Regions from separate parts of the Homo sapiens genome. Here region 1 is linked to region 2. The links are chromatin loops, found by intact Hi-C in ENCODE. Cell type or tissue: heart left ventricle. All regions are shown on one strand. Links, peaks and the distances in the headings refer to the core of each region. The heading gives the core; the rest is flanking DNA. Region 1 overlaps SLIT3 (slit guidance ligand 3). Region 2 holds the start of LOC105377713 (a long non-coding RNA gene).

Region 1 (16,396 bases), core at 3,599-11,598, 130 kb before region 2:
CTCCGGGCAGCGCGGGCTCAGCTGGCAGCTACTCTCCTCGTTGCCTGTGGAGAGCCCCAGAGAGGGTGAGGGTTGTGGGAGATAAGCCCCACTAGGGGGAGCCAGTGAGCAAGGCTGCGTGTTCTCCACAAAGACAAGTTGTCCCCTGTCCCCGCTGTGTTCTAGAACCAGGAAGAGGGTACCCGCTGGTCTCATCCGTGGTTGGCGGGTGTCGCCTACCTTTTACCTCATTTGACATAAGATGAAGACCATCAAGGAGGCTCAGCAAGAGTAACAGGAAAGAGGTCACCGTTAACCATATCAGGAATAAGCCGAATTGATTGAAGGAGTGGTCAGGGGGAGGGGGGCAGAGCCTTGTCTTTTCCCTTCCTCTTTCTCCTTTCTTTCTCTGCTCCCACAACTACACAGTCCCTCCGGGGTGTTGAGTATGTCCCAAGCCTCCATTGTGCCTTAATCTCAGTTAATTATCTGTCTCTAGATAACCCAAAGTTGATCAAGTAAAGAACTGTGCTGGCTTGAATTTATGCAAATAAATATGCCCTCTGGGATCCTGAGAACCAAAGCCTCAGATATCCATATCCCCAGCCAGTGACAAGACTTTTCTTGAAGTCTGTTTCTCATGAGTACATACTGAGTCTCATCATGATGCTGACAGGAAGACTGAGGCCAGGGCTCCCATGTACAGTTGTATAGGTTGTGCACTCCACAAGGGTGCCATATCATTTAAGGGGCACCAATCTCACTGTGGACATGATAGATGAGTATATTTGGTACAACAGTGTTCTCATAGATGGCAGTATCTTGTTTTAATGGACAGGTGTCTTGTCTTAATGAAATCAATATATTATGACAGATTTCTAACTGATGGAAGTAAAATGACTGCTGAAATGGGCACCTTTTCTTAATTTGCATGAAGGAGCCATGTGGGCTAGTAGCAGATCTGCAGAGCTCTCCAGAGCTCCAGCTGCATGCCCAAAGCAAAGTGGAATTGGATCTCAGGGAGTATCTGATTGTGCATCTTCGCCATCTTCCTTGCCTTCCCAGGGCCTTCCCCGCAGACCTTGACCCACAGCCTTCTTACCATCACAGGTGAAGTCCTGGATGGCCACATCCTGGATGGGAATCTCCTTGAGGAAAAATGGCTTCTGGCACCTAGGGTTCCCACTGACGATCCGCCTCTTCCTCAACCACTTGCCGAGCCAGGCCAGGTGGCAGTTGCAGTTGAAGGGGTTGGACAGGAGGTTTCTAGGAAGAGAGAAGGGTGCTTAGCCTCCATCCTTCTACTGTGGGAGCGGCCCTGGGATCTGCTGCCCAGAGCCCAGCTCTCCTAGCCAGGAAGGAGGAGGTCTCAGGAAGGAAACGTAGGCTCTTCCCCAGATGCAGTCTCTGTGAGGGTCTCATTCCAGACCCTCGCCTCTGATGGATGTGGCTGTGGTGTCTCGCCATGCCCTCCCTTGGGTACCAAGCCCTGGCTGTGTGAACTGCCTTTGGGTCCTTAGCAGAGATTCACCCCGAGAGCCTTCACACTTGCTACTCTCCTTGCTGGGAACCCGTATCTTTACAGGTTGCCTGGCTGGCTTCTTCTCATTCTTTAGTCCTTGGCTTCAATGACATTTCATCAAGGAAGCCTTCTCTGAGTCCCCCATATCAAGTGGGATACTTCAGCCCTATCATATCTTTTCCCTCATTCCCTTTCATTCTCCCCATAGCACCCATGGGAGTGTGCGGTGACTGGTTTCTGTGCTCGCCTTGCACCTTGGACTCTACATACACGAGGGTAGGGTCTGTTTGCCTCTGCATATCCAGAAACTAGCGTTATGTCATCACAGGCACTTTATATGCATCTGTGGACTGAAACAATGGGACTGATGGAGAGATGAGGGGATGATGGCAGCTATCCCTTCCTGAGTGTTTACTACAGGACTGGGACCATGCCACGCACTTTATAAATCCATTGTCTCATTCATTCCTGTCACAGCGACCCTATGAAGGAGGTAACATTATCTTCCTTTTCTCACATGAGGAAAGTGAAGCTTGGGGAGCTTATTTAAGCGGGACAGACAGCCCTTGAGTGGCTGTAGGATGATACAGCAATGAAGGGCTTGAGAGTGGCTGTTTCGGGGTTGGAGTCCAGGCTCTGACACTCAGTAGCTGTGTGAAGCGGGGCAAGTTACTTCATGGGTCAGAGCTGGTTCCCTGAATGCTTTGGGACTCTGCCCTTCTGGGCATCTTAGGTGTCTTTGGATTTCCAATGTGGAGGTACCTAGGAGGGGCTAAATATGGACTAAAATGGACCAGTTCACTGATGTTAGCTCCCAACCCATTGTCCTCTCCTGTTGACATCACTCGTTCATTCGATTCATTCCTTTACTCAACAATTATATGCCGGGCATCTGCTTGTGCTCTTGGCACAGATCTAAACATTAAGGATGCAGCAGTGAACAAAACAGCCACAAATCCCTGTCCTTCGGGATCTTATATGATGGTGGGCAGATAATATATGATTAACAGCAAGTTAGTGAATGACACAGTATGTTAGGACATGGTTAGTGCTTTGTAATATTAAGGGGCAGGGCTAGAGGGATTGGGGCTATGGCAGAGGGGTAGAACGGGGTGAGGCAGGTGACCCTTGAGCAAAGGTGGAAGGGAGAGAGGCTAGGGGGAGGGAGGCTGGGGGAGGGTGCTCCAGGGAGTGCCAAGTTCCAAGGTTGGAGTGGGCTTGGATCATGGGAAAATGGCGAGGAGCCCCACGGAGCTAGAATGGAGAGAGGGAGGGGACAGGCAGGGCATGAGGGGCCAGATGACGTGGGGCCGGCCTTTAGGCCCTCCTCTAACTTCGGCTTTGATTCCAAGTGCAGTAGGCATAGGGCAGCAACAGGAGGTGTGGCAGCAGCCTTTGCTTCTGCCTTCTAAAGGGTCTTTGGGGAAGGTTAGAGACGGGACAATAAACCAGCGACTAAGGATAACAGAGCCACATGGAAATACGACGAGCAGCTGTAAAACACACACGTGTTGAGCACTTTCTACACCTAGGCCCTTGCTGTGTGTTTTACAAGCATCACCACATTCAATCCTCATAACCATCCTAGGAGGTAGATTATGCAGAAGGGAAATGGAAACACACAGAGATGAAGTCACTTTCCCAAGGTCACACAGCTAACAAGAGGCACAGCCAGGATCTGAACCTAGGAAATTTGGCTCTAGAGTCTTACCCATTATTCCACAGAGGCTCCCTTCCCACGACAGCGCACTACCCGGGCAGGAGCACTCCTTTAGGTGCCCAGAAAGCTGGGTTCTAATTCTGGTCCTGATACCCACTGAAAGCAGCCAGTGACATCTTTTTTTTTTTTTTTTTGAGACGAAGTCTCGCTCTCGCTCTGTTGCCAGGCTGGAGTGGAGTGCAGTGGCACAATCTCGAGTCACTGCAACCTCCACCTCCCGGGTTCAAGCGATTCTCCTGCCTCAGCCTCCTGAGTAGCTGGGACCACAGGTGTGCACCACCACCACGCCCAGGCAATTTTTGCATTTTTAGTAGAGATGGGGTTTCACCACATTGGCCAGGAAGGTCTCAATCTCTTGACCTTGTGATCCACCTGCCTCGGCCTCCCAAAGTGCTGGGATTACAGGCGTGAGCCACCAAGCCTGGCTGCCAGTGACATCTTTTTAAAACCCCTGTCTGGTGATGTCTTACTTAAGGTCTACTTAAAGGTCCCAGTCTTCCTAATGTGCTCTGGACAAAGACGAGATGGCCCACAGCAGTCCTGCAGCCTGACCCTGGCTTCCTCTTCAGCCTTGCCTTATGTCATGCCCTCCCTCATTCAGCACTGTGACCATGCTGACAGATGTTCAGTCCCACATATATGCTCTGTTGCGACCAACCACAGGGCCCTTGGACATGCCCTTCCCTCTGAAGGAACTGCACTGTCCACTTTCTTCAACAGCTACCTCCCACTTACCTTCCAGAATACAGCTCCAGTGTTTCTCAACAAAGCCCCTGGTTTTTTTTTTTTTTTTTTTTTTTTGACACGGAATCTTGCTCTGTCGCCTAGGCTGGAATGCAGTGGCATGATCTCAGCTCACTGCAGCCTCCGCCTCCCGGGTTCCAGCAACTGTCCTGCCTCAGTCTCCCAGGTAGCTGGGATTACGGATACTCACCACCATAACTGGCTAACTTTTGAATTTTTAGTAGAGAAGGGGTTTCACCATGTTGGTCAGGCTGGTTTCGAATTCCTCACCTCAGGTGATCCACCCACCTCAGCCTCCCAAAGTGTTAGGATTACAGGCGTGAGCCACCATGCCTGGCCTTCCAGCTTGGGTTTTCAAATCACTGTGGACATGCTTTCTGTGGCAATTCACTATGCTGTGAGTTCCAGGAAGGAGGGGCCGGGTGTGTGCAGCCTCAACACCTAGACGATGCCTGCCTGGCACATACAGAAAGCCTGACGAGTTTTTAAGTGGACAGACAGATAGATGAGCCTGGCTAGAGGTAGCAGGGAGCTGGGAGGAGAGAGCGCTGCAGAGTGGGATCCCAGAGTCCGTGGGCAGTGGACCCAGGAGAACTTACATGGTGGACAGGGAGACAAGCGTGGTGAAGGCCCCAGGGGTGATGGTGGTGATCCGATTGTCATAGAGGGACAGCAGTCTCACCGAACTCAGGCCGGCAAAGGTGTCATTACTCACACAGCCGATCAAGTTACTCCTCAGCATCCTACAGGGAGAGGGGTGGGGATGAGAGAGCACAGGCATGATCTTTTCTGTCCCAAATGGTGCCACGGTGGTGTGTGTGTGTGTATAGGTGAGATGCTTTTGCCAATTCTAAGCTCAGTCCAGCCATGTTGATCAGGTTTGTCCTGTGATAGCAGGGACTGGAGCCCCACTGGGGCTGTGTGTAAATGTGTATGTACATTATTGTTTGTGCATGCTTTCTTGGAAGCACATGTCATGCATATGTGTGTATACACACGCATATTGTGTGGCTGCTAGGGTGTGCACACATATTTCTGGGAAGAGAAGAGAGAATCAAGACGTGGTTGTAGACATCAGCTTGTATGTATGTGTGTGCTTGTGTGTCTGTGCCTGTTTGTATATATGTTTATGTGCATGTTGCACGTGTCTGCATATATCATTTTTATAAAGGTCCTTATGCTTATGTTTGTGGGTAAATGTCTGTTTGTGTGCCTCCTTCAGCAAGTTTCTGGTATAAATCTATATACGTGTATACACGAGAGTGGGTGACTATGTTGGGTGTGTGTGTGGTGTGTGTGTGTGAGTGTGCATGCTGGAGGTGTTCAGCATGCTAAATTCTTTCCCATCCAAGGCTCCAGAATGTCTGATGACTCTGACTCCAGGAAGAGAGGGATTCAGCAGGCCAAGACAGTGCCTGGGTCCCACTTGCCTTCGTAGTCTGTCTCTAATTCCCCTGCCCTCCCGTCTCCCTCTGGGTCTTGGCCCAGGCCCCACCCCAGGCACTCACAAGGTTTTGAGGCCACTGAGGCCACGGAACACGCGCCCGTGCACGGTCTCCAGCTGGTTCCCTGTCAGCATCAGCTCCTGCACGCTGGCTGCTCCATCGAAAGCTCCCTCTCGCACCTCCTTGATCTTATTGTTACTCAGATTTCTAGAAGGAAGAAACAGAATAGGGGAGAATCAAAAGGAGCAGATGGTCTTGATGCCGGGAGGGGATGACTTGCCCTGCAGCTGCTGGGGACTCTCTGGGGCCCCTGAGACTGAGGACTGGATGGTGGAAGGAGCTCAGTCTGGGGCTCCCTGAACTTTGGTCTTCAGCATCTGGCCCAGGGAGCAGGGACCCTGGCCCTATACAGGTGAAGCTACCTTTGTGAAACAGACTGTATGGTCAGTGGATGAATGGATCAAGAAAATGTGGTGTATATATGCACAATGGAAGACTATTTGGCCATAAAAAGAATGAAAACCTGTCATTTGCAGCAACATGAATGGCACTGGAGGTCACTGTGTTAAGTGAAATGAGCCAGGCACAGCAAGGCAAATATCATACGCTCCTACTCATATGTGGGAGCTAAAAAAGTTGATCTCATGGAGGGAGACAGTAGAAGGATGGTTACCAGAGGCTGGGAAGGTTTGAGGGAGATGAAGAGAGGTTGGTTAATGGGGGAGCTAAAAGGAATAAGTTCTAGTGTTAGATAGGGTGACAGTCACAGTAGGGTGACTATAGTTAACAACAATATGTATTTCAAAATAGCTAGAAGAAAAGATTTGAAATACCTCCAACACAAAGAAATGATAGATGTTAGAAGTGACGGATATCCTAAATATCCTGTTTGATCACTGTACATTGCATGCATGTATCAAAATATCACGTGTCCCATAAATATGTATAATTGTTATGTATCAATTTAAAAAAACAGGCTGGATGGGATTTGAAGTTTTTTTCTGTGTAATTGTCTTTTCAATGCTCTGGGGGACTGACAGAGTTAAAATAGTGACTCTCAAACTTATTTTCTGTCTTCATTAGAGATTCTCACTAAGCACTGATTTTCAAGAGGAAGGCAGGAGAAAAATATAAAGCATGCTCCCCACTCCTTGGGACTAGGGCATTTGTGGAACTTCTAAGCTTTCTCACCAGTTAAGGATCCCTGATACAAATAAATTGGTGCTTTCCAGTTACTATTGTTGACCACTTCTTATGTGCTAGGCACCTCATGAGGGATCTGACCAACACAACCACATCAAACCCTCAAAACGATGGCTGTCGGACTCATTTATTATTATCGTCTCATTTTACGGATGATGGGACTGAGGTTCACAGAGATTAACTAACTTGCTTGCAGTCACCCAGCTGACAGAACTGGGATTTGAAGCCAGGTTTTCTGGCATATCAAATGTACTCCATTGAACCTCTTCTTTCATAAGTGAGTATTCCTTTGACTATGTGGATATTACTTCTTTACAAAATTCAAGATTTTGGATATTGTATTTGCTTAAAGTGAGCTTGGTCCTATCAAACCCTCAGTGCCGCCATTTCTTTCTTTCTTTCTTTCTTTCTTTCTTTCTTTCTTTCTTTCTTTCTTTCTTTCTTTTTGAGACAGAATTTCTCTCCTTGTTGCCCAGGCTAGAGAGCAATGGCGCAATCTTGGCTCACTGCAGCCTCTGCCCCCAGGGTTCAAGTGATTCTCCTGCCTCAGCCTCCCGAGTAGCTGGGATTACAGGTGCCTGCCACCATGCCCTGCTAATTTTTTGTATTTTTAGTAGAGATAGGGTTTCACCATGTTGGCCAGGCTGGTCTCCAACTCCAGACCTCAGGTGATTCACCCACCTTGGCCTCCCAAAGTGCCGGGATTACAGGCATGAGCCGCCATGCCTGGCTGGTGCTGCCATTTCTGAGTCTGCCCCTGAGGTCTGAAAGCAGCCCTTCCCTCCGAGGCTGCATGCTGACATCCTGCACAGACCTCAAGAGAGATCAGAACAGCAAGCAGATGCTGCAGAGCCATTAGCACTGCGAGTTAGCAGTTCTCCCTGGCAGGGTTGCTGGGGGGCTTGTGTGGACCATCAAAATGCCTGGCCCTGGAAAGCATCCCTGGCCAGATGGATGAACTGAAGGTGATGACAGTGTTTATATTAGCTCAGGGGAGAGTCCAGCCTCCCAAGCAGACAGCCTATTCAGAGCCTTGCATGGGGAACCATCTTCTGCAAACAAGGAAATCGCAGGTGGAGGTGGAGCCCGTGAACTCACAGAGCACACGAAAGCTGGCAGAATTGGCGGGCTCGCAGAGATAGACCAGGACCATTTTACTGCTGAAGATACTGAGTCCCAGAGCAGGAGGGCACTGCTCCAGGTCACAGAGCATTGGAAGGGGATCTAGGACCATACCAAGTCCCTGGTCTGAGCTCTGGGCTGACCCACAACAATGCCAGGGGGCGAGAACTCCCTTAGGGACTGACTTGGAGCAAGTGACAGAATTGGGGACTCAATGCAGGCTGACTGCCCTCTTCCCAAGGAGGGACCAGGCCCCCAGGGTGAGGCCATGCCTGCGCTTGTGGGCAGGTGTGGAGGAAACAGCCGGTGCCTTGGTTCCCTCCTTACTCCTTGGCATGACCTCGTTCTCCTTCTCTCCTTCCCATCCTGCCAGGAAAACAGGAGTAAGCATTCCCAGCATCCCTCGCCCAAGGTCTGAGACAGTCAGCAGACTCGCAGACTGGATTTCCACTCCCTGCCTGGTTCTCCTTAAACTTGGCCGGTTTTCTTATAAATCCTGGTAGCCCTGGTCTGGGATAACCCAGGAATGAAGGTAATGCCCTGAGGAGACTGCCAATTACCCCCAAATGAGATGCAGGAGGAGAGATAAAGGCTCTCCAGCAGCTATAAGTCACCCGAATGCCAGAAGAGAAGGCTTTTGCTCCAGAGTTGAGCTTCTTTGTTGGGGAGGGTGGGGATTAAAATACAAGTGATGGGCAATGCAGATGAGTTAAAGCAGCTATGAAGTGGGAGGGTTCCCATTTCCTGACATCTGTTTCTTTAAATGAGCAAAATTAACATCACATTACTGTAAGGTTTGTGAATTGGATTTCCTCAGGCTGGGAGAATGGAAAACAGAAGGAGAGTAAAAAAGAGGGGGATATAATTTTCCAGAAAAGCTGGCTGCTGCCGTCTCTACATCCATCAAAGCACTGCTCGCAACTACAGGCAGCAGTAGCTGAAGGACAGAAAGTGCAGCCTGGGGCAAACACTCCAGAAACAAAACAAGTGCATGGAGGTTTTGTAAGAGCCGATCACATTCTTAGAGCAGTATCTTGCCCCAGATCCCAGGAAACCACAAAATGTAAAACCAGGGCCACCCAGGGGGCTTCTCTCCATCTTTGGGTTAGTTCAGAGCCCCTGAGGGTTTCTTGGTGAGGGTTAAGTGCATTAATATCTGTACTGTCTAGCGCAGGGTAAAGTGTTTAATTTGTGCTCACTGCTAGCTATTATTATTTTTATGGCCTTGCACGCAGCCAAGTTCCACATTTGTGCTACTCCCAGGCTCCTGAAAGTGTCTGGGTGTGCAACCCCTATTTTTGTTGTTGTTATTGTTTTTGTTTTTTTGAGACGGAGTCTCACTCTGTCCCCCAAGCTAGAGTGCAGTGGTGGGATCTCGGCTCACTGGAAGCTCCGCCTCCCAGGTTCACGCCATTCTCCTGCTTCAGCCCCCCGAGTAGCTGGCACTACAGGCGCCTGCCATTGCGCCCGGCTAATTTTTTTTGTATTTTTAGTAGAGACGGGGTTTCACCGTGTTAGTCAGGATGGTCTCGATCTCTTGACCTTGTGATCCGCCTGGCTCAGCCTCCCAAAGTGCTGGGATTACAGGCGTGAGCCACCGTGCCCAACCCAACCCCTGTTTTAAATATATAACCAGCTACTCTGGGTCACTCAACTCAGATGCCCTCTCCTGTCTTTCCACACCCTGTCTCCCCAGTACCACAGCCATGTCTTTCATCTTTATTTCCTCATATTTCTGATCCACATCATAACTTATAAGGAAGGTGGATTTATTTCTATTATGTAAATGATGAAACTAAGGCTCAGAAAGGCTAAGGACATTCCTGGTGTCACATAACTGGGAAGGGCAGAGCTGAACTCAGAACTCACATAGGCTTGTCTGCCCATTTTCCTTCCACACCGGGAGTTGTGGCAGCTCTTGAGAAATGGAAACATTTGGCAGCCCTCACTTTTATTCCAACATGGCAAGCACTGGGATGAGCTGAGTGACATCTGTCCCTTTTGATGAGATCTAGGCCCATATTTTTCCAGAGACCTCACCACTCCCTTTTGTTGCTTGGTTGCTGATGCTGGGAGTTGGTTGACACTTATCATGTGTTTGTGCTGTTGTTTTCTGGGGCATACAGAAATATTCTCTACACTCATGTTCCTATCAAAACTGGGAGGATGAAAGATTCCAAGTGCTTGAGTTTCACCTCAAATGGGAGAGTACGTATTTCTTCGCAGAAGCAAAGACTAGCAGATCCTGTTCAGAAGACAAATATGCGCTTGGCCAGCTTGATTCATCTTAATATCTGCCTCACGCCCACAGGCCTGTAAGTTTCTGTCTTCAGGTTAAAAACAAAGTACATTTCTCTGGTTTGAAATAAAAAGAATAATTCCTGGTAGGTGATGGGTGATGTTTGTGTTGGGACCCTGAAGCTAGTGGGGCACTGGACCCCAGTGACAGCCATGATCCTCACCCAAGTGTGCCCTTCTCTCAGCTGGCCCCCCAACGTGCTCTCCACTGCACCCGGTTACACAGCATTCGCTGGAGCCATGACCAAGGTGGTGGCTGCAGGCAGGGACGGAGGGAGGAAAGCGATCTGAGTAGCACCAGTGAGATCCAGATGCTGCCCAGGGCCTAGAAGGCCTCTGTCATATTTGTCTACAGGGAACTGATGGGTGGGAGCATGGGTAATGAGAAAAAAACGAGGTGGTACAGTCCACTCTCATTATAAGTAAGCATCCCTAACCAGAATGTCCGAAACTTTCTGAGTGCTGATATGATGCCACAAGTAGAAAATTCCACACCTGACACCTTTGCTTTCTGAAGGTTCAATGTACTTGAACTTTGTTTCATGCATAAAATTATTAAAAATATCACATAGCTACCTTCAGGCTGTGTATATGGTGTACATGAAACACAAGTGAATTTCGTGTTTAGACTTGCATCCCAGCCTCATGACATCTCATTGTGTACATGTAAACATTCCAAAATCCAAAAAAATCTGGAATCTGAAACACTCCTGATCCCATGCATTTCAGATAAGGGATACTCAACCAGTACTCACAGTAGTTATGTTGTATACAGTTGCTGGGAACACTGCATTAGTGAATACCAAAGCATTGCTCTTAGGGAAATACAAGATTAGGGTCCTGCGAGCCTCTGGTCTCCACATTTTTATCAACCTATCGACGTATAACCTTGTTATATGTATGCTTCTGTTTAAAGATAGCTTATGTAATACATATGGCTGATCCATAATGTTGAACTCATGGCCAGCAGCACTATAACTCAAGCCTGTAATAAAACTGCTCTCACGCACATATGTCCTCTGTAAGACACATCACAGCCTTTGCACACTTAGGATGGCTAGACAGCCCTTCGGCAGTATGTCTGGGGGGCCATTTTAAACAGCAAAATCACCAACAAAAACCACAAACATGCAAAACCCACGGCACTGAATATAACGCAAAAGGACACTGGTTTACAGCATGAGAGGTGACAGAAGAAGGCAGAGCGTGGCCTCGCTCGACCCCAGCTGAGAACGTGGGTGTGGGTGACTCTGTTTTTGTTTTGGTTTTTGTTTTGTTGTTCTGTGCACACCCGAGAATGACTGTGAAGGCACGGAGAGTCTTGACTTTGGACTTACACAAATGTCAGTGAGTCGGCGAATTCTCAAATATGGAATCCATGAATCATGAGGATGGACTTTACTTCCCTGGTCTTCGAGGCACACCTGAACTCTGGGGCCAGGAGACATGAAGTAGGGGGTGGGGTAAGGCAGAGGGGCCAAAGAGTGCCCCCCTGGGGATTAGATGGTAAAGAGCCTCCTCTTCTGTGCTGGTACCTCTGCTGGGGGACCCCGCACGGAAGATGAGGAGAAGCAAGCCAGCCTCACACTAGCATGACTGCAGGTGGACCCAAGTCTGAATGCCAGCTCGGGGACCCATTAGCTGTGTGGTCTTAGAGAAGTCACAGAAACTTTTTGAGCCCTGGCTTCCTCACCTGCACAAAGGGGACTGTGAAGCCAGCACTGGATGGGTGGGTGAAGACTCAGTGAGACAATGGGTGTGACGCAGGGAGCATGGTCCTTAGCTCAGGACAAGGACTCTACTGGTGCACCAACATCATTCTCATTACCTTTATGACTAGGTCTGAGCTCCTGTGCAGGGAGAGGGTTAGGATGATCTGCATCTCTGGCAGTGGAGAAGCCAACATAGGCAAGTGGGCCCTTGCCTAGGCCAAGGCATGGTCAGACCCACGGACTCCTGGAGGAAACCCACTGTGGGAAGCTGCTGGCATGTTCATTCTGATGTGTATCACTGATGCAGGGGTCTTTTGATTCCATTTGAAAACAGACATTTAACTGTCACCACACAAAAATTGCCAAATAGCATATACCTTAGATACCCGTGCCCCATTGCTAGTCCTTACCTGAGTCCCACCCACCAGCCCTGGGGTAGGTGTTGGATGGCGTGTAGGGGTGGGGTGAGCAGAGGGTCCAGGGAGGGGTCAGGGATGGTGTGGAATGCTCGCTCTGTATAACACTCAACTGAAACCATGAAGCATCACTTTGGTCTGTGTCTACATGTCTTGCTTCCTAACAGAGGCCACAGCGGGGCTGAGGAGAAGGCTGGGAGGGAGTGGAGCAGAGGCTGGGGGAGAGGCCGGTCCCCTGGTTCCTCTAGTCTAGAACACAGGCTCTGGCTAGAGAACAGAGGCTGCTGCCAAGTTCCTGAAGTTGACTTACATTTTCCGCAGGTTGGGCAACTTCTTGAAGATGCCAGTGGCCTCCAGAACAGATACCTCATTGTCATTCAGTCGCCTGTGTAGGAAGCAAGATGAGTGGTAGGTTAGCTGTGGACGAGGCCCCTCCTTCCACCCCCCATGGCTTTGCTGCATTGCTGCCTGAACCTCACACTCGGTGAAGGACCACAGAGCCATCGGAAGCTTTGACATCAGTCCCATCAACAGAGGGGCCCAGCAGTTTGGGGAGGCATATGCAGTGCTGCTTCCTCCTTCTCCTGGAGGAAGCCTCCTTCGGCTGGGGTTTAGGGGACTTTCTGAGTATTCCGCGTGGGCATGCGTTGTTTTCAGCACCCATCAATTACCAAGGATCTGTTTTCATTTTGTGGACATACCAATGACAACTTAAAACCCCCAGGAAGGTTTCTCCAGGGTCTCCCAACCCTCCAAGCCCTTCAGCTCCTTCCTAAGCACTTCCCTCTACCAGGAGCAGCTCGGGAACTTCACAGGTATTCAGGGAGAGCAGCAGGGCAGGGAAAGGGGCCTGCTGTTTCCTCTGATGACTTGTGAAATTAGAGAGGACAACAATAATAATAATAATGAAGACCACTACCACTCATCCAGGGCTTACTCTGTGCCAGGATTCAAGATGAGTTCCATGCTTGCATCATCTTTCTTAGTCTCCCCAACCACTGTAGGAGGTAGGCATTAATTATCTCCCCCATTTGACAGCTAAGAAACTGAGTCTCAGATCCAAGGAGCAAATGGCCTAATCTTAGGAAGCCTGCCAGAGTCAGGTGTCAGCCCCATGTCTGTCGGTCCCCACATGCTGTGCCTTTGTCCTCCACGAGGCTATAACTTTTCAAAAATTTTTTAATTAAAAAAAATTTTTTTTTCCAGATACCGGGTCTCACTCTGTGGCCCAGGCTGGAGTGCAGTGGTATGATCATAGCTCACTGCAGCCTTGAATTCCTAGACTCATGTGATTCTCCTGCCTTAGCCTCTCCGGTAGCTGAGACCACAGGTGCATGCCACTATCATGCCCAGCTAATAAAAAAAAAAAATTTTTTTTTTTTTTTTGTAGAGACTGGGGTAAGGGAGTGGGGTCTCACTATGTTGCCCAGGATAGTACTGAACTCCTGGCCTCAAGTGATCCTCTCCCCCTGGCCTCCCAAAGTGCTGGGATTACAGGCATGACCCACCAACCATGGCCCAGCTATAATTTTTTAGCTCTTTTTTTTTTGATAAACCAACACATCCCTTTATTAACATGGCTAATTGGAGGCTCAGATATATTTAATCATTCTAGTTGTTTTCTCACTTCACTACCATTCTTCATTTAGCACCCAACTTTCTGGTTTTACTGTAAGCTCCGTAAGGGTTGGCAGGGACTACCTGCTCTGCTCTGTTGTAGAAACTGGTGGGCCTAGCATGATGCCGGCTCACAGTAGGTGTTCAGAAAATATGTGTAGAATGAAGGAATGAACTGTCTTTATTTGCAAGCAAGCTGTCCACAGGAGATGCCTGGGTATCTACCTTCAGACCAGTATGTGAAAGACAGCCAACAAACACCACATGACTGAGCCAGGAAGGGGTCACCGCCAGGAGACCCTGCCCACGCTGGCTCCGGGTGACTGGCGTGTGGGGAGGAGTAGGGAGTTCACGCCGAGGTTGGACTTACAGGTCGGTGACATATTCAGGGAGGTGGCTTGGGATGCGGACCAGCTTCTGGTTGGAGCAGTCCACAATCGTGCCCTCACAGCGACACTTCTCGGGGCACACGAGGTCCATGAAGCACTCGCTGCTGAACCTGCTGCGGTAATCCTCGGAGCCTGGGAGGGGCCAAAGAGGGGACGTCAGCGTCACCCGAGTTCCACGCACAGCCCCAGGTTGTGGGTAGTGGGGGTGGGAGACAGAGATGGGGGAATGAGTTGGGGGCTGTTAGGGGTCAAGTAACAGACACGGCATCGCCTTTGCTATATGGCCACCTTGCTGGTGCCTTCCCTGTCCCCAGCCTTACTGCCTCCTTCCCATGGATCTTTGTTATTCATCACCATCCTCAGGAAGACCAGACTCAAGATCTGTGGGCCCTTATGCTTTTGGGGGTCACAGACGTTTTTGAGAAGCTGATGAAAGTTATGAATGTTCTCCTCGGGGAAGTGCTCCTTGGTGCAGGTGTACAGTCTACGATTTTAGGGGGTCTACCTGCTTCACAACTCCTATCATTCATGGACCCTCTAAATGTTCATGAAAATCCAAATGACAAGATTTTGATGATGCTTTGACGGGGGCTATGCCAGGGGTAGGGGTAAATTATGGGAAGGGGTTGCAAACTTAGGGGCCTTTATTACCCCAGCAGGTAATAAAACGAGTACAGGCCAAGTACATGGCAATAAATGACCATCGACGCCTGGCTGTAAGATTGGGAAGACAACGAGGGTTGGGAACCTGGGGAATTGGAGCCCCAGCCTTAATGCTTGGAAATTTGGCTCAGGGTTGCCTGATGTTGCTTTTTTGTTGTTTTTTAAAAAGAGAATCCATATAAACAATATTGGTAATAAATTCCAATTTAAAATGCCGCGAGGACGAGCAAATTGTATCTGAGGGTCAGATTTGGCCTCTGTTTTTCAGAGCACATTCTACATAACTATAGTGAAAGGCACGTTCTGATGAGCTAAAAGTTGGAGCTGAGATTTGCTTTTTTGAAAAGCAAATCTCCCGAAGTTGCACAGTAATGGTAATGGGACCAACAACGTGGTGTCTCTGAGAAATGCCTCGGCGAGTTGCCTCAATGATCACAAATGATCCCTGGGCACTGGGGCAAACCTCTGTGAGACCTTGAATCATGCTGGTTGGAACTGAAGGAGCTCTGGTTCTCCCATCAGACATAAGCTTATTGATGGGGCCAGGTTTTCTTCATCCTTTCACACTCAACATTTCACTAGCACAATGCGAGACACAAAACAAGAGATGGGTCCACATTTGTCCAATGCACGAGTGGGGTGTCATGAGCACCTGAGTGTCCTGTACATGAGTATTGGGAAGTGTTTCAGAGAATGTGAACATTATTTGTTTGCTCCACTAGGTGAGGCAACTTGGTGATCTTATTTGCATTTAGGAGCATTAGCTTTTCATGGGTTTTAGCAGAAGGGAGCACAGGCTCGTTCAGGCCTTGGCAACTTACTAGTCTCAGTCTCTCTCCATGTAAAATGGGAATCAAATAACTGCCCTTATCTTCCAGGGGCTGTTGTGCAGATGAAAGTAACATTAAGGAGGTGGAGAGCCTCAGGAGTGGTATGCATGCTTGTGACTCTAGCAACTGCTTTTTTTCTACAACCTGGCAGAACATTTGGCAGCTCAGAGGCTGTGAAAATATGAATGTAGCTAGCAGTAACAGTGGCCATTTACTGAACATATACTGAGCCGGGCACTATTCTTTCCATTTCAAATGAATGATCTCATTTAATCCTTGCAACACTCTGAGGTTAGGATAACTCTATTTTATAGACGAGGAAACTGAGGCCCACAGGTCACTCAGTCTGCGCAGGCTGCTGTCTGGTTCCATGTGGTTAACATGTTTTGCTGCAGACTTGCTTCTCCCCAAAGGTTTTCCCAGGTCCCTGTAGGAATGATCATCTAGCCAGATTTGGTGCAGGTGGATTGAATGGGGTATTTTTCCATAGTGGGCTATGGTGGTGAAGGACGCAGATCTCTCCCACCCTCTTAGTTTTGCATGCCTTCTGTGATTTCCTTGTGGTAATTCCTGATCGAGAATGAACTTGGTGGGTCTCTAATTCTGATGTGACACTACCTACCTAAGACAGGGAGTCAGAAGCCTGGTCCTGTCCTCCTTTCCTTCTCTGCTCTCTCTCCATTTCCGCTCCTCCATCTCCCCTTCTACCGCTAGGCTTGTGTGAGCAAACTCCGTG
Region 2 (16,396 bases), core at 4,648-12,647:
CCCTTTACATATGTTGGTGAATTTTCACATGCTGTTCCTTCTTCCTGCAATACATTTCCCCTAGATGAACTCCTATGCATCCTTCAAGACCCAACTCATGTCATTTCCTGAGTGAAGCCAGAATGAGACCTGTCTCCCTGGGCTTCCACATATAGTTGTCCTTAGCTCCAACGAAGCCTTAATCCATGGCCTATGACTGCGGGTTTACTAATTGACTCCCTCACTAGTAAACTTAATTTTGTCATCTGGAAAATGGGAATATCATTAGACTGTGAGTTCTTCGGATACAAGAATGGCACCTTATTCTTTCCTATAGTATATTATTCTTACACAATAATAATACAATATGGTATATTATTATTTCTATAGTATATGGTATATATAATTTTCATATAAAGCATTTTAACAATGTGTATGATTTCTGGTATGTAACGGGCCATCGGCAAACACCTGTGAAATGAATGAACAAAGTCATTCTTTCAATACATTTCTAGTCCACTTTACTCCTGCCATGAACCATTTGGGTACTGGGGACAACACAGTGATTGAAACAGGCAGGATATCTGTGTACACAGGTTTGCTATGTGCATCCAGAGACAAGTAATAACAGGATAACATCCAGTAACAAGAAATAAATGAGATAATTTCAGAGGGTGATAAGTGCTCTGAAGAAATATGACTGGGTGATGGGATAGAGAGGGAAGGCAGTGGGGGACAGTAGGCAACATTTGAGCCGGGATGTGAAGGATCAGAAGGAGCTGGCTGTGTGGAGGTCTGAGGGTGTAGCATCTTATGTTAAGGGAGCAGCAAGTGCAAAGGTCCTGGGGCAGGAAGGAGCTTGGGGTGTTCAGGGAATGTAAAGGAGCATGGGAAGCATGAGATAAGTGAGAGCACCCAGTTCACGTACAGCCTTGCAGGACAAGACCAGGAGTGTGGACACTGCTCCAGGTGCAGTGACAAAACAAATGGCTGCTGAGATGAGCAGACAGAGATGCTACCAACGAACGGGTGCTGGTGTCCCTCCCCACACCTCCCTCACCCTCACATGAGATTACCACCTGCTCACCGGGGCGGAGACAGCCCTCATTAATCTCAGGAAGCAGGAGGGCAGACACGGGCGGTGCGGCAACACAGACTAACTAGAGAACACAAAGGCTGCCTGCCCAGCTTTGTTTTCAAAGCGTCAATTCCAAATTCTGCTAGCTGGCAGAGACAGGGGTTATTGATTTTCCCTTCTGGAATGCATGTCCTACACAGTCCTCGCAAATAGAAACTGAAAAACAGAGGAAAACATAACTGCTGAGAAAGACAGGGCAAGGGGACATTTAAAAAAAAACAATCCCTACTGGTTTTTGTCTTTTTCTTATTAGGCTTGGCTGGATTGTGGCCTGTCATCTCTCTTGTTTTCCCAATTCATTTCCTTTGGTTCTATCTCTACGTCTTTCCGTGATTTCTTTTTCTTTCCCTCCTCTCTCCTTTTCGCTGTGCCTTTGCCCAGTACCTAGCACAGTTTCTGCATACAGTAGGCATTTCATACTGGAGTGGTGAGTGTTGGTCTCTCTACAGGACAGTCTCTCTAAGGGTCTCTTTCTTCATCCAGATCACTTTGTCCATCGAACCGCCTGTCTCTCTTTAAATACAGCACCTTCCGCCCTTCTAGGCAAGTAGTGGAGAATGAGACCAGCCCATTAAACCAGCTTTCAGTAATTGCGTAGAGTGGCATCCCCAGATAATTACGTTCTCTCTCTTCTCTGGAGAAGCAGGAAGCAATTAGGGACTTCCTTCTGCTGTCTGGAGGGGCAGGCGTCCAGTCCCTTCACTGAGAGCATCATGCTTGTGGCTCCTCAGGTCCACAGGGCTCAGAGGCCGCCTGCGTCCTTTCTCTGGGCTCTGATAAAAGTTGCATGCTTGCCTACTTGCTTAGGTGAATAGGGACTCTGCTCTGTAGCAGCTTCTGGTCACTTTATTGTTCCTGTTTGCAGGCATGGCTGTGAGAAAAGGAACCCGGGTAGACAGAAGTGTCCATGGCGAAAGTCCAAAAGATGGTTGGGTGTGTTACTGATGGATGGTAGCTTAGTTGCAGAGGCCTAGGCCTAATTTTATCTGCTGACTTTTACCAACTTATACACATTGATGAAAACTTAATTTTATGTGGAAAATGTGGGTATCACAGTTTCTTCCTTTTTTTTTTTTTTTTAAGACTGAGTTTCACTCGTCTCCCAGGCGGGAGTGCAATGGTGCGATCTTGGCTCACCGCAACCTCTGCCTACTGGGTTCAAACAGTTCTCTTGCCTCAGTCTCCCGAGTAGCTGGGATTATAAGTGCCTGCCACCACACCCAGCTAATTTTTGTATTTTTAGTACAGATGGGGTTTCACCATGTTGGCCAGGCTGGTCTCGAATTCCTGACCTCAGGTGATCCACCCGCCTTGGCCTCCCAAAATGCTGGGATTACAGGCATGAGCCACCACACCTGGCCACAGCCTCTTCTTTCTTGAAGGGAAATGTCAGCGCAAGCAAAGAAAATATACGTCAAAACTACAAAATTATTTTTTAAACCAGATAGTTTTTTATTTTCTCCGTGTAGTAAAGCGTATGGTGTTACACATAGGCCCAACTGGTTGTCATTTTACATAGCATGCAGTTTGAAGCTGGATATGCCAGCAGTTTATCTTCTAGTCTTTAAGGTAATAGTGGAATGGTGTGAATTCCCTGAGCTCACACACTGTGGTGGAGCAGGCTTGGGGGCTGGGTAGTGGTTCTCAAACAAGCTGATGACAAGGATATGCATCTCTGAGATTTAAAATTTGCTATTTATCATTCACAAGGTAGACAATCTCCATAACTGAGGACTGGTAGGAGGAGGAGTGTTTCCTTAGCAGGTTTTATAGAAATTTAATTTGTGCTAAATGTCTCTTATTTTCCATGTGCCGATGCATATTTAAACATACAGCTTCATTATCACCTCTGTCCAGATGCTTCTCCTCCATGAAGCATCAGCTCCTCAGCTCAGGTCCTACAGTTCTAATTACTCACATGAGTTTTTCTCTTGGGCTGTAAGATTATTTAGTCTGACTCCCTCTTATTAAAACCAAGGAAGCTGAGGACCAGAGACATAGCGTGGCTTTAGCAAAGTCCTTCAACCAGCAGGAACTGGACAGGATGTCAGATCACAAACTTCCTCACACAGAGAAGATGCTCTGTCCACAATGCTGACAGAAGACTTGACATCACTTCACACCCAATGTGATTACAACCCAACTCAGGATCTTCCAAGCCTGGCTCCTCCTCCTGAACTTCCCATTTCTGTGAAGTGGAAGCTCCAAGAAGACAGAGCTCACAGATTTATATTGATATATCTTACTCCCTGCTGTTTCCCCCAGAACTAGCACTTAGAAGGCACTCAAAAAATAGTGTGAATGAATGATTATGAGAATTTGCCATCATTCTCTGTATTGTCTGAACTTGGAACTAATCGTTTTTCACTTCCTTTTCCATGGCCTCTAGCAACTCACTGACTGCGAAGCTCTGTTGATTTTGTCCCCAGGGACTGCTTACTTTGGCCTCTTTCTCCACTTCCTGCTTCTCTCTCCCAAGAGACAGCGTGAGAGAGAGATACGAGCCTAAACCCTCACATTGGACTACAGCCTCATCTCCTGCCCCGACCTTTCCTTCTGCCACCTCCTCCTGTCCCCGGTTCCCCTTCCAGAACAAATGTTTTCACCGTGATCTGTCCCAGGGCAAAAGCCATCCACATTCTCAGTGCCTACATCTAAAGCCCATGCTCCTCGCAGTCAAGGCTCTCCAGCAACCGGCTTCCACCTCTCTTTCTAACCCAATCACACACTCTTCTGCCCCAGATCCCTCCACTCCCATGAGATGTCTCTGCTGGAAACACATCTTATACAGTTTTGCCTTTACACTTTGCACGTACTATCTTTATTACTTTGTGAATTCTAACCACCATTCAGGCCCAGCTACAGTCTTCACTATTGTAACAAAGGAATACAGCAGCAACAGTAGTTAGAACTTTCTAAATACCTTTCATGCATCAAGCGTAGGACTAAGTTATTCATATGCATTATTTTATTAACCTCCACAAAAACCCTAGGAGGTAAGTCCAACTATTATCCTCATTTTATACAGTGGAAACATAGGCTTAGAAGTGTCAAGTAATGTACTTAACATCACAGACTAAGAACCTAGAACACATGGAATTCATACATACTTCTATCAGACCGCCAAAACCATGCTTCTAACCGCTAGGCTACATTGCCTAAAGCTGTCTGTTCCTTCTGAGCTCTGACAGCCCCTCATTACGTATAGCTACTTATTAGCCAACTTTCATGTTGATTGGTACTTTACTAAACATTTTCTTGTATGTACATGATTCTTGTCCCCAGTTACACTGTAAGCTACTGGAGAACATGAATTGTACCTCTGGGGCCTTTGGGTCCTGCCTGACAAGTGCCTGCTGACTGAACTGATTAGAGGTACACAGTATTCAATTCCCCTTAGGTGTTTTTGGTTAATTCATCCTTTAGGCAGTGAATTCACTCCCCTTTCCTTCTTCCCCGCAAGCCCAGCTGCTAGTAGTGAGTATAAACAAAGAGAAGATCCTCACTGAGTTTAGGATCCTGAGTAATACACATTTGCATGGCTTAGAGGGTGGTCTGATGGTGGGTGCTGGAGTGACTTAGGAGTCTGGGTTTGTAGAATCTTGAACCTTTCAAGTCCTGAGGCCTTTGCGTAGTTAGAGATATTGTAAGAGGGGAAAAGAGACCCTGTAAAACAAAATCTGAGAAACCCTAGCAACTATTAAGAACAATTGTGGGATTTATTCACTTTCTTAACAATCAAAAACATAGTCAGCAATTAACTGTCCAGCTCTGGTTATACATCACTACAATATGTTCTTTTTGGTTAATGGATCCATTTAAAATTAGTGTCATGAGATCTGACTGATATATCACTTTATATACGCAAAATGTTCTTTTGGGGTTCAACCACCAGAAAGCTGGTTGACCCTGAGTTAGTCACTGCCCCTCTCTGGGCCTCCATTTTCTCATACCCTGACGTTCTGGCAGGCTAATTAACATAGTTGTTTTTGGTTCATGTGAACAGTCTTGAGTTCTTGGAATGCATGGAACGAAATACTAGAAAAGCGCTCTGACATGTTAAAAGTGCCAGTTCAGGATGAGAGATCTCTCATTATTTATTTAGTGGTTTTGAAGGTTTGGCTTTTCTGTATCTCATTTTCTCAGGAAGATATAAACTCAGGAGGCTGTTTCTTGCGAGAAGCCTACACCTGTCCTGCAAAGGAGCTCCCATTCTTTGTGGGTGTGGCTGCTCCACCCCGCCCTCTCCTGCTCTTGGGAAAACACCCTCAGAAGCAGCAGCAGGCGGCCTCCTTGTCCCTGAGCCCCTTGCGAAGTCCTCTCTGCTTCTCTGTTCCCTCCACCCACCCCCAGAGACGCCTCTGCCCTCTTGCGTGCTTTGCATGTAAAACACCAAAAGCTTTCCGCTAAGTCCACAGGGGAGGCAGATAACCTGCATCTGGAAGCCATCACCAGCTGCCTTGAGTGTGCCAGTAAACTAAAACCCCTGCATTCATTACAGGGAAAAGTGACAATGTCTTTTTTTTAAGCCTCCCTTAAGACGTCTCAAATTGAATCTGGGGCTGCAGAGAAGGCTGCTGGGCAGAAGTGCTTGCTCAGCCAAATCAGACCTTCTTCCCTACCCCTCTCCAAAAGCATGTTCCGACCCCGTGGGCACAAAGGTTTAGGCAGAAAATTCAAGGCATAGTCCTTGTAGGGGCCCAGGAGTCACGAATAAGGGGTCAGTAGGAGAAGCCAGGTAGGAAATCGTCAAAGTTCAAAAATGTCACGCTGGAACAGTCCTGCGCTTGACTATGGTGACAGCTGCACAAATCTGCACGTGATGAAATCACACAGAACTACCTATGCCTGCGCTCACACAGGCGTATACAAGTGAGCACACGTGGAGCTGTGAAATCTGAAGACTAAGGTCTGTGGATTGTACCAATGCCAGTTTCCTAGTGTTGATACTGTACTGCGGTTATGTCAGATGCTACCATTGGAGGAAACTAGTATACGGACTTGTCTACTATTTTTTGAAACTTCCTGCGAATCAAAAATCATTTTAAAATAAAAAGTTTAAAAAAAAATCCTAGGCCAGTGGAAATGGATCTGGCTATGTCTCTCCAACTTCCTGGGATGTAAGTCCCCATGCTCTCTCAGGAGCCGATGATGAGCCTATTAATAAGAGTGAGAGCTTCAGCACCATCATCGTCAAGGTTCCAATTGATTGACCACGTACTATGTATGAGGCACTAAGATATTTCTTCCTTTTGAACACTTTCTCAGTTGCACAAAACATGCCCACAAGGTTACCATCCCCATTTTACAGAAGATGATAATGATGCTGGGCAAAGCTGGCTTGCACCAAGGCTCTGTAGGGCCAGGCTCTAACTCAGCAGGCACTGAGGCTCCAGTGCTCATATCTGGGGATGACTAACCAGCAAAGCACAGGTTTCTGTGACAGTATTGTGGCATCCAACGTGTGTTCCCTAGAAATCACTCAAGCACAGCCCTCAATTTCATCTCTGAAGGCACCTGGACCACCCTCTTGTCCCATCCCTCACCCTCACTCTGGTCAGAGAGCCCAAGTTAGCCACATACGTAGTGAAGCAAGGAAAACATCACTTACAGGTTCTTCACATCGGTGATGCCGCGGAACGCCTTCCTCGGGATCCCCTGGATCTGGTTTTCACTCAAATCTCTAAACAAGAAGAGAAGAGGCACACTGCATTAAAGACCCAGGCTGTCTTGATCTGCATCTCATTAAATGATAACAATCCCCCCCACCCAGGCTGCTGCCTCTGCGGTCAGAGTGTATGGCGGCTGTTTGGTCTCGGGCCCCAGGCTGCTACAAGCATTCACATTGTTCTTCAAGTGATGGCCGTTGCTGAAATGGTTACCAGGCGGAGCAGCTCGCCTCCAGGGCAGGCTCTGTGGGTGGTCTCGCACCTCCAGGCCACGAGCCAAGAGGCTGGGTTATTTGTTGCACACACTGCACCCAATTCTCTGTTTTCCCACCTCCCGGAGACAACCCCCTGCCCCCCATCCCCCCAACCCCCACACGGCATTCCTCCCCCACTGTGGGGTCAACGCCGCTCAATCTCCCATCTCTCAGTGCTGTCCTCTGCTGCTCAGGACAATCTGCCTTTGTCACAGGGGATTGGAACAGAGCCTGCCCATTCTGATTTTCTGATGGGGGATGACCACTTCAGCTTACTCGAGAGTCCCAGAGATTCCTGGGGGCCCCTAGACCTTCTTAGTGACAGGCACGATAATTTCAAATTGCATTTCCACAGGTCCATGCAAAGTGGGGGTCCCACAGGCACCTCATCTAGCATTAAGCAGTGCCAGCATGTTGCTTTGAGGAGGGTGAGGGATAGTGTCAGGTTCTACAGCTGGCTAAACCTATGTCCCCAGACTGTAAGCATTCCCAAAGCCTTACTTCCTTTCTAAGAAAGATATGGGCTGTTTTTTTTTTTTGGTTTGTTTCCCACATTTAGTTTTTGCTAGACCAAACATGTGCACTTGTTTTCACTAAGAACGCAGGCCTGCTTGGATCTCAACGAGTAATCAATCTGTAAAGACCGACCCATCAGGCCTCCAGAGCGTGCAAACTGGCCCTGCAAAACACTCATGCCAGGCCTCCTTCCAGGCTGTTCCCGCACAGCCACAGGCTGCAGAAGCCTCTCTGAGGACTATGGCGTGGTCGGGGGGTGCAGAGCCGGGGGCTAGGGACACAATGAGCTCTTTACACTTTCTTCAGATATAAAAGGTGTCTCTCTCTCTCTCTCTCACACACACACACACACAGTGCTATACATACACATTATTTTTTAAAAGAACACCCGAAAAACCCTCAAATATTAAGGTAAAAAAAAAACGTTGCAGATCTAACTACTGCTACCAATTACGAGATATATATATATATATATATATATATATATATGAAATTCCACCAATATGACCTCACAATATACAGTCTATTATAACCTATTATTTTTGCTTGCTATATTGAGAACATCTGTCCCTGTCATTAATAGTGCATTGATATCAACATTTTTAATGGTTGTATATCGTCCAATTGTATGAGTGGCTATATGGGTCCCAAATTGTTGGGTAGGCATTTATTTATTTGCTATTTAATGAAAACACTAGGGTGAACTTCTGTGCATGCACATTTTGGGGACACTTGTCTAACTATCTCCTTGGTACGGGGTCCTAGAAGGAGAACTTGCTGGTCACAGGTTAAATGGGTCCTGAGTTGACCTACGGACAGATTGTACCTGTGGACACTCCATGCTGATTTTCCAAGGGCACCTAATCAAAAGCTTTAGATGACTCCAGTTATATTTGGCAGGAGACATCAGACGACTGCCCTCCACTAAAATCTGGGCAGTCTAAATGAACATTTTGCAAAGGGGCAGGAGGGAAAAGAGGAAGCAGAAAAGAGGTGTCCACTTTTTTCTGATCTCCCATCTGCTGCTGGGACAAGCCATGTGCTCTGAGCAGCTAGCTAAAACGAAACTTGACGATCATCTGGGGCTACTTTTAGGCCCACAAAACAAGGCTGACTTGGGGTAGAGTGCCGGTGTGAGTACTAGTGGCTTCTGGGGCTGAGTAACAGGGTGCTCCCTATCTCAAATCCAGTTTCCTCTGTCTGCAACCGATGTAAGTAAATTCAGATGCACAATGAGCGCTGTCTCAGGCTCCCCCAGCCAGGCCTGATTCAATGAGCAGGGCTCCAGCCTGGAGTCGGGGCGCTGAACAAAGCCCACGATGACAGCAGAGGTCAGGCGGTGTCACCAAGGCCACTCAGCTGCTCTCCATCAGCCTCCGGAGCAGGGGCCCAGGTCCTGTCATCTGACTAATGCAATTTCCACCAGGCATCTGGGCAGCACCCGAGGCTCTGGCAGTCACAATGAGTCCAGTCTTTTCTGCCAAATGAAGCTGGTCTGTAGGCCACCGAGCCTTTGCCCACTACCCTCCCAGGATTGGCTGCTCTCTCTGGCGGCTCTGGAAGATGAGCCCCAGTCACACTTTTGGAAAATGGTTGATGATCAAAATCAGAGGCAGGGGGAGCAAACAGGAGAGAGGTTTAGAGCTGTCAGCTTGAACCATAGCTGGAAGCTGGATGAGGGGGCATGTGTTCCAGTAATGCACTAACCTTGTTTGAGTAGACAACATCCCATAATACACTGGGAGGAGTAGCAGTCGTACAAAGGTTCTGATTTGCAATACGGTGGGATGAGGAGAGGAGAGCGATATTTAAGCAGAAAAATCTGGCCATGTTGCTGGGAGACCTCCCACACAGGCAAAATCCTGCACTTGGGTGGGGCAGCGCTTTGGTTTCTGTTCACTATTTTCTTGCTGTAAATATAACCAGCCTTGCTCCTACTTTACGGAGCCAGTTGAAACACAGCTTTCTTCCCATCTCCCTGTCACTGCTTTCCTCCTGTCCCAATTGAGCAAAACAGTAGATTGTAGGGAATTTATCTGATCCCCATGACAATCTGCTTGTAAATTTTATTAATTTTATTTTCCATTGAGCTTCCCTTCTCCGGCTAACAATACTGCTGCCATCCATCTGCAGGACTGTATATTGATTTCATAAATACCTCCAGTGGGCTGACAAACTGACAGCTTCAATGGTGTTACTGATGGGGCGTGGAGGAGGGTTCAGGGCTGGGCGCTTCATTTTCGGTAACAGTCCCTTCACAATTATCGCAGGGCCTTTGTGAGAGTTCCTAATAGTGTGTTTATCTCTACGTGGTGCCAGAGCATGGAGCTATCATTAAGTACTATCCTCGAGAGAGACAAGAGCCACCATTTTCCACTGACACTTAAATAAAAATAACAAAATCTATCCACGATGCCCAAGAGCCTAGCGCTGGCCAATTTCCTGTTGGGGTTTTAGTGTCTCCCCTTTCACGAGGGAAGCAGCTCAGGGCTGAGGAGGGCAGACATGCTCAGAAGTGACCTGAGAAGGGGATTTTTGTTTTTCTAAACACTAGAAGAAAGGCATGAGATTGGAGTAGGGTGCAGGAGTGGGAGGTGTGCAGTATTTTTCTGGGTAAGTAAAGGAAGATGGCTGGTGGGAAAGGCTTTCTTGGTTGGGGAGTAGGGCTAGGAATTGGGATGCCTTTTTAAATAATTAGGGCTCTGAGAGAAAAGGAGAACTGCATTAGCTAAAGTGCATTTTCCAGCTTCCGGAAAATGATTAACCAACTGATTATTCCATCCAAAAACACAAGACCAAAGAGGACTTATTAAGGAGACAGTAAGTCAAATAGGAGTTGGCAAGAACCAATATATCCCCCTTCCAGCCACCCTCCCCACCTTTTTAATTTACTAAAATGCTTTGGACACAGATTAACTTTCTTCGCAAATTTATTATTGCTTCATCTACCCTTGAAATGGGAACTGCAGACACTTTGATAAATGGATTGAAAGGCTGTCTAGTTCCAGTGGAGCTTTTGAAATGCTTCCTGGGGCTCTCCCTGCAATGTCAGGCATGCTTTGTTCTTGGAGGAGCAGAGAATGACAGTTCCCACCTTCACCCCTACCCCTGCAAGACTAGGAGGAGGAACATGTTCTCCTCTTTGCCCTGCTGGGGACAATGCACTTGTCTTGGTCACATTCATGCTACCAGGAAATCCTGTCTGTGTTAAATGGCAGTTGGTGGAGGGAATTTGATCCTAGAGGTCACTCCCAAATTAATTCCGAAGCTACAAAATGGGGTTTGGAAGTTCCTCAAAACTTGGAGATTTCTTGTTTCTGAAGTGGGTGGGGCTAATTATGAGCTGTATGATCATTCAAGTTACTAAAATGCTCTTTGCCTCAGTTTCCCCATCTTTACAGTGGGGTTGTTAGTTTTACTAACCTCATCAGTTAGTTGTGAGAGCGAAATGATTACACGTAGAGCACCGTGTGGAATCATTTGCACATTAGTTGTGTGAATCTGGTCAACTGCATGACTCTGTCTCACATCTCCAACTGTCAAATGGGACTGCTTTCCTAAGTCATACGGATAGTGCGCCCAGAAACATCACAGTCCCACCTGGAAGTCTATACAGGTGCCATTATGACTTATTAGACTACAGCTTGTAGTGCTCTGCAGAGCACTCTGCACAGCACCTAGAACACCGTAGGCACTCAATGAATAGCTGCATTTCCTTTTTGTAATTTCCTCCCATTTAGCACTGGATTGACATTGCTGAAAATGTCCTTTTTCAGCACCCCCAGGACATATGCCTTCAACTCTACAAAGAATAAAATACGTAAATGTTGCTGTACTCTTTCCATAAAATCTGAGGGAGGGATTAAAAAGTTTCTCTCCTCTGTCATCTAGACAGGGGTAGCCATGTTTGATTCTAGATTCTTTTGGATAAAACAAGAGAGCTGGATTCAGAAATAAGAGGTCTGTCTTATGTTGGGTTCTCTCAGAAACAGACACCGAGCCAAGGACACGGGGGTTAAGTGATTAATGAAGTGCTCCCGGGAGAGACCAGTGAGGATGGAAACCTAATGGAAAAGGCAAATAAAAGTACAATCAGGTGAAGTCTTGGCCTTAGCCCAATATGATGGGGAACTCCTGTCTCTGAGCAAGGGAGCTGGGCTTCTGCAGCCCTGCATCAGACAGTCCTTGGTTAGGGACCACTCAAGAGAAATGTAAACTCCCAGGCTCTGCCTGCCCTCCATGAATGCTGGGTATGGTGACTCCAGCAACCCAAGGACAGATTGCTGAAGATGTTCCCAGCTAGGAGACTTTAGCAGTGAAGTTCAAAGAAGCAGGTGATAGGACCCAGTAGCAACAGAAGGAACCCAAGGGGATCCACCCCAAAGTATTCCTAAGAAGGCTTCGGGGATAGTTCTGAATCTACAAGTCCTCAGCAGATTAAAATATCACTCTCAAAAGACGGCATATCTAGGACCACAGATCAAGAGGCTACAAGGGAAACTAACTGACCAAAGAATGTGGGAACAACCCAATCTGGCATCTGATGAGGTTTGCACTTCTTTGACTACCTCTTCAATCCCTCTGCACTGAGACCAATGTGGTGCCTTTTCAATAACATTAAAAAAAATTCCATCAACTCTTGATTAGTTAGGCTAAAATAGGGGATGATCTTCAAAGCATTTATGTTTGGAACCATTATTGGATTTGGGATCAGGGCAGTGAATTACCATTCTGATTCTCTTTGGCCTGAATATATATTAAAATTACTTTCACATTCTCTGCCCAGTAGGAGGAAACCTGCCCATTGGTGCATTCAGTATCAATCAAAACTCATTTAGGGATTTAAAAAATTTTGACAGATAATCTACAAATCTAAAATTTCCTGTACTCTCAATACTACCATCTTACATAAAGCTGCACTCTTTCTTCCTGCCCCCTGAACCCCAACTTTCTAATATATAGTAACCCAGTGACACATCGCTCTGTGCTAGGAGCTAAAGGGAAAGACACTGTTTTGCTTACTTTATTTTATACAGCAGGAGGGACAAACATGCAGGAAAAATTATCCCCTGGGGATTCTACAATGTGGACTTCAGGGAAGATTTATCTTAATAGGTACATCTCTTCTGCAGGCAATTTATCTTAATAAGCAAGATTGTATGTTTGCAGTTGGGTCACTGTCAAAATCAAATGAGCACCAAGCATATGTCCCAGCTAAGCTCTGGTACCTCCAGCTGGGTGTCTAGTCAATGGCAGCCTTTGTCTGAGGAAGATTACAATGGAGTAATGACTAATTTCCTGAAAGAACTGACACCTATCTCAGGGATCCAGGGAATCAAAGTATCAATGGGGGACAAAAAAACGCCAATTATTTCCCACTGCTCCAGTTGTGTTTCTGAATATTTCATTGCAGTGAGAGTTTACTTTACGTGTTCCCTTGAGGTTAAAAAGTTACTGGATGAAGGATATCAATAAAAGCTCCTTCTGCAATCCTTTCCCTCACAGATTCATCAGAAAAGTCCTGGCCATGCCATTCAGATGTTTAATACTGATGGATTAAGTGTCAGCTCAGATGCTTATTTCCCTCAAAAATGAATTGAATACCTACTATGTGTTCCACTATGGTTGAAGTTGAGATAGAAAAGTGGATAGTCCTAAGTTTCTGTCCTCCTGCAGTTTACATCCTTATTTATCCCAGATACAAAGAAATAGACCCCCTTACTTCTACAAATATAAAATAAACATCTAGACACCTCAAAAAGTGAGAGCAAGGATGGGTGGCCGCTCATGCCTGTAATCCCAGCACTTTGGGAGGTTGAGGCGGGTGGATCACCAATGTCAGGATTTCGAGACCAGCCTCGCCAACATGGTGAAACACCAACTCTACTAAAAATACAAAAATTAGCCAGGCGTGGTGGTGGGCACCTGTAATCCCAGCTACTGAGGCTAAGGCAGGAGAATGGCTTGAACCCGGGAGCGGGAGGTTGCAGTGAGCCAAGATCACACCACCGCACCCCAGCCTGGGTGACAAGCGAGACTCCATCTAAAAAAAAAAAAAAAAAAAAAAGAGAGAGAGCACCAGTTTCACTGTTTCTCCGTTTTATCCAGAAGAAAGCTTGTCTCTAAACTCACACTATGGATTGCTCCCAGACCAAGCAAAAGATTTTACAGTTTATTTTAGCTGGGGCCCAAAATCTTTTTAAATTTTCGGAAGGAAAAGAGAGAGATGCCAATCTGAATCAAGAGGACTCACAGGGAATGCAGGCTTGTTTCATCAGGTACTTTGGTTTTATCTTTCAAGGTGGACAGTTTGAGAAAAATCAGAATAGTACAAAGATATTATCAAGAATTGGGATGGTATGGGGCTGTTGTTGTCATAGAATAATCTTCTGATCAGATAGACCATGAACCTTGCTATGAGAACAAAATACACATTCATTCCTGTTAATTTTTAAAAATTTAAAGTGAGAATAGAATTGTGGTTATGTTTTCTTTCATTTATGTCTTTATCTTTGAGAGATACATACTGAAATAATTAAGAATAAAATGATCTCTAAGTTTTGCTTCAAAATAATATAGGAGAGAAAGAAGTGGTAGAAGAATAGATGAAACAAGGTTGGCCATGGGTTGATACTTATTGGAGCTTGGCGATAAGTACAAGGGAGTTTCATTTATCATCTGTGCTTTGCTTTTATGTATGTGTGACATTTTCCATAATAAAAAAAGCATGCAGATTCCTGGGGTCCATCCCAAACCTACTGAATCAGAAACCCTAAGGATGGGCTTCAGTCTAATTTTAAACAAGTTTGAGAACCATGGGTGGAATGATGATTGCATCGGATTAGGTGCTAAGTTCACATCCCGGTTCTGCTACTCAACATGCTGTGTGTCTTTAAGAGCACCAGTTCAATTCTCTGAATCTCAACTTGCACTTCTAAGAAACTGGGATAGGCATCAGAGATAATGGACAAGCGAGTGCTTTCTAAACTCTTATGCAGTATATAATGCAAATTCCTATCTTCATGTTCTAGCATGAAGTTCACAAATATAGCATCCTACTACCTTAAATGTTAAAGTCTAATTTTAGGGAAAATTTTGGGAGCAGGATGCAAAGGCCTCCTGTGTCTCAGACATGAGACTGCTGATGTTGGGCAAAATGCCTGTGGGATAGGCAGAGGCACAGGAGAAGGCTGAAGTGGGGAGAATGATGACATTTAATCTGTATTTCAGAAAGCCACTCAGGAGCCCGGGGAGGCTGACCTAGAAGGGTAAGAGTCCATGGATGGTTACACCCTCCCCTGGGAGCCAGAGACGTGGCAGAAGAAAACCAAGCACTTTGTCCTTGGACTCCTTCAAGCTTGGAGGGGAGACTGGTTGCTGGGATTAGGACATTCCTGGTAAGGCCTCACAGACCAGGGATTCCCTACAGTTTTCTAGGAAGGCTGAAATCTGGGAGAAATCACTAGAGGGCAGGTGATGAACAGGGCTGAACAGCCAGGCTGAGAAACAGTCCTGGAGCTGTGACTGAGGGTGAAGGCCTGAGGTCCAAGCACTATGGAGATAAGATGCTTGGTCCCAGGGGAGCATTCTGACCAAAGGGAAAAAGGAAAAGAACCTGTTAGGCTGCAAGCTTCTACAAAATGCTACAGATGGAGTTGAGATTATAGGTTTGCTCTGTGACTAGTTACCAATACGAGTGCCTGTTTTGTCTCTTTCTGGGCAGGTGTTCCAAAGATTGCAAACTCAGATGCTTCAGGGTTGTGCAGGTAAAGTAAATGAGGAAGTCGGGCTGCATGTGGACAACAGGAATAGTCAGAAAGCGAGCTGGGGATGTTATTTCAACAAAATCAAAACCAAATAACTCTCTGTGCCAGCCAATTGGATGCTTCACCCTGGGAAGAACTTGGCCTGCAGGCTCAGATTTGTGACCAGTGAGGATGCAGAGACTGTCACCTCCTCAGGGGCGATCTGCTAATTCTAGAATGGCGCTGTCCCACGGAAATATATCACAAGCCAAGAATGCAATTTAAAATTTTCTATTAGCCATATTAAAAACAGTAAAAAGAAACAGTTGAAATTAATTTTAATATGATATTTAACTCAATATATCCAAAAGATTGCCATTTCAAGATGTAATCAATATAAACATTTATTAATGAGATGCTTTGCATTCCTTTTTTCATTCCAAGTCTTTAAAGTCTGATGTGTATTTTACACACACCTCAATCTGGACTGGCCACATTCTGAGTGCTCAGTGATCACACATAGCTAGTGCCTACTATATTGGACAGTATGTTTTAGAATAAGGAACTTGATGCTGTAGCTACGCAGCATCTCATTGCCAAAGGAGGGAAAAAGTCTTCAGATGTTGGAACCAATCTAAGGAGCCCGATACAAGACTGCTTGGGGGTTCTGAGTATACAGATAGGAAATGTGGAGGAAAATCAGTCAAGGTTGAAAGCCCTGAATCCAGGGCAGCAAGCCATGGTTTAGAATATTCCATTCATTCAGCCATTCCTCCTGTGAACAGATACCTCTTTGCAGCCATAGGATTTAATCTGAGTTTTTCCAAACCACCACTCTTCCAGGGCTATCAGAGTTAACTGATGCTTCCAGTCCAAACGGAAGCTTTCTTCATTTAATTATCATATGCAACTCCAACTAAGGCTCTTTGTGTTCATGAAACAGCATTATAATTGACTGATCATCTCCAGCAAATGGGACAGAGGCTGAGCTTCTCAACAGCTCACTAATCCCTGGGATTATCTCAATTTAGCGACAAGGCAGTTAGTTACATTAGGTGGGATTGGGGAGCTCTCATTATCAGCCCAATTATGCCC

The links. A loop is a pair of places that touch in the nucleus more often than their neighbours do. Peaks named below come from ENCODE experiments on the same cell type or tissue, not always from the same donor. Only the 100,000 strongest peaks of a DNase experiment are listed, where the experiment ranks them.
Region 1: a loop joins it to region 2, with 2.0 times the contacts of the local background. A loop is called at or near these places in 7 of 110 quality-filtered maps.

What each region holds. Positions count from the first base shown.
Region 1 is chr5:168,748,391-168,764,786 of GRCh38, forward strand. It overlaps SLIT3 (slit guidance ligand 3), which reads right to left. Exons shown (of 36, transcript NM_003062.4): 15 at 14,149-14,299; 16 at 12,472-12,546; 17 at 5,474-5,617; 18 at 4,565-4,708; 19 at 1,082-1,245; 20 at 1-44. Among named protein-coding and RNA genes, the nearest start is that of MIR218-2, 12 kb to the right of the region's middle. RefSeq lists enhancers at 5,016-5,517, 5,518-6,017, 6,853-7,680. In heart left ventricle, for the core only: no CTCF peak of the experiment used is centred there; no DNase peak of the experiment used is centred there.
Region 2 is chr5:168,876,537-168,892,932 of GRCh38, forward strand. SLIT3 (slit guidance ligand 3) reads right to left here. Exons shown (of 36, transcript NM_003062.4): 5 at 6,729-6,800. It overlaps LOC105377713 (a long non-coding RNA gene), which reads left to right and starts at 10,036. Exons shown (of 4, transcript XR_941197.3): 1 at 10,036-10,169; 2 at 14,787-14,953; 3 at 15,280-15,322; 4 at 15,431-15,608. In heart left ventricle, for the core only: no CTCF peak of the experiment used is centred there; a DNase peak (open chromatin) is centred at 8,935; H3K27ac peaks cover 1,249 bases.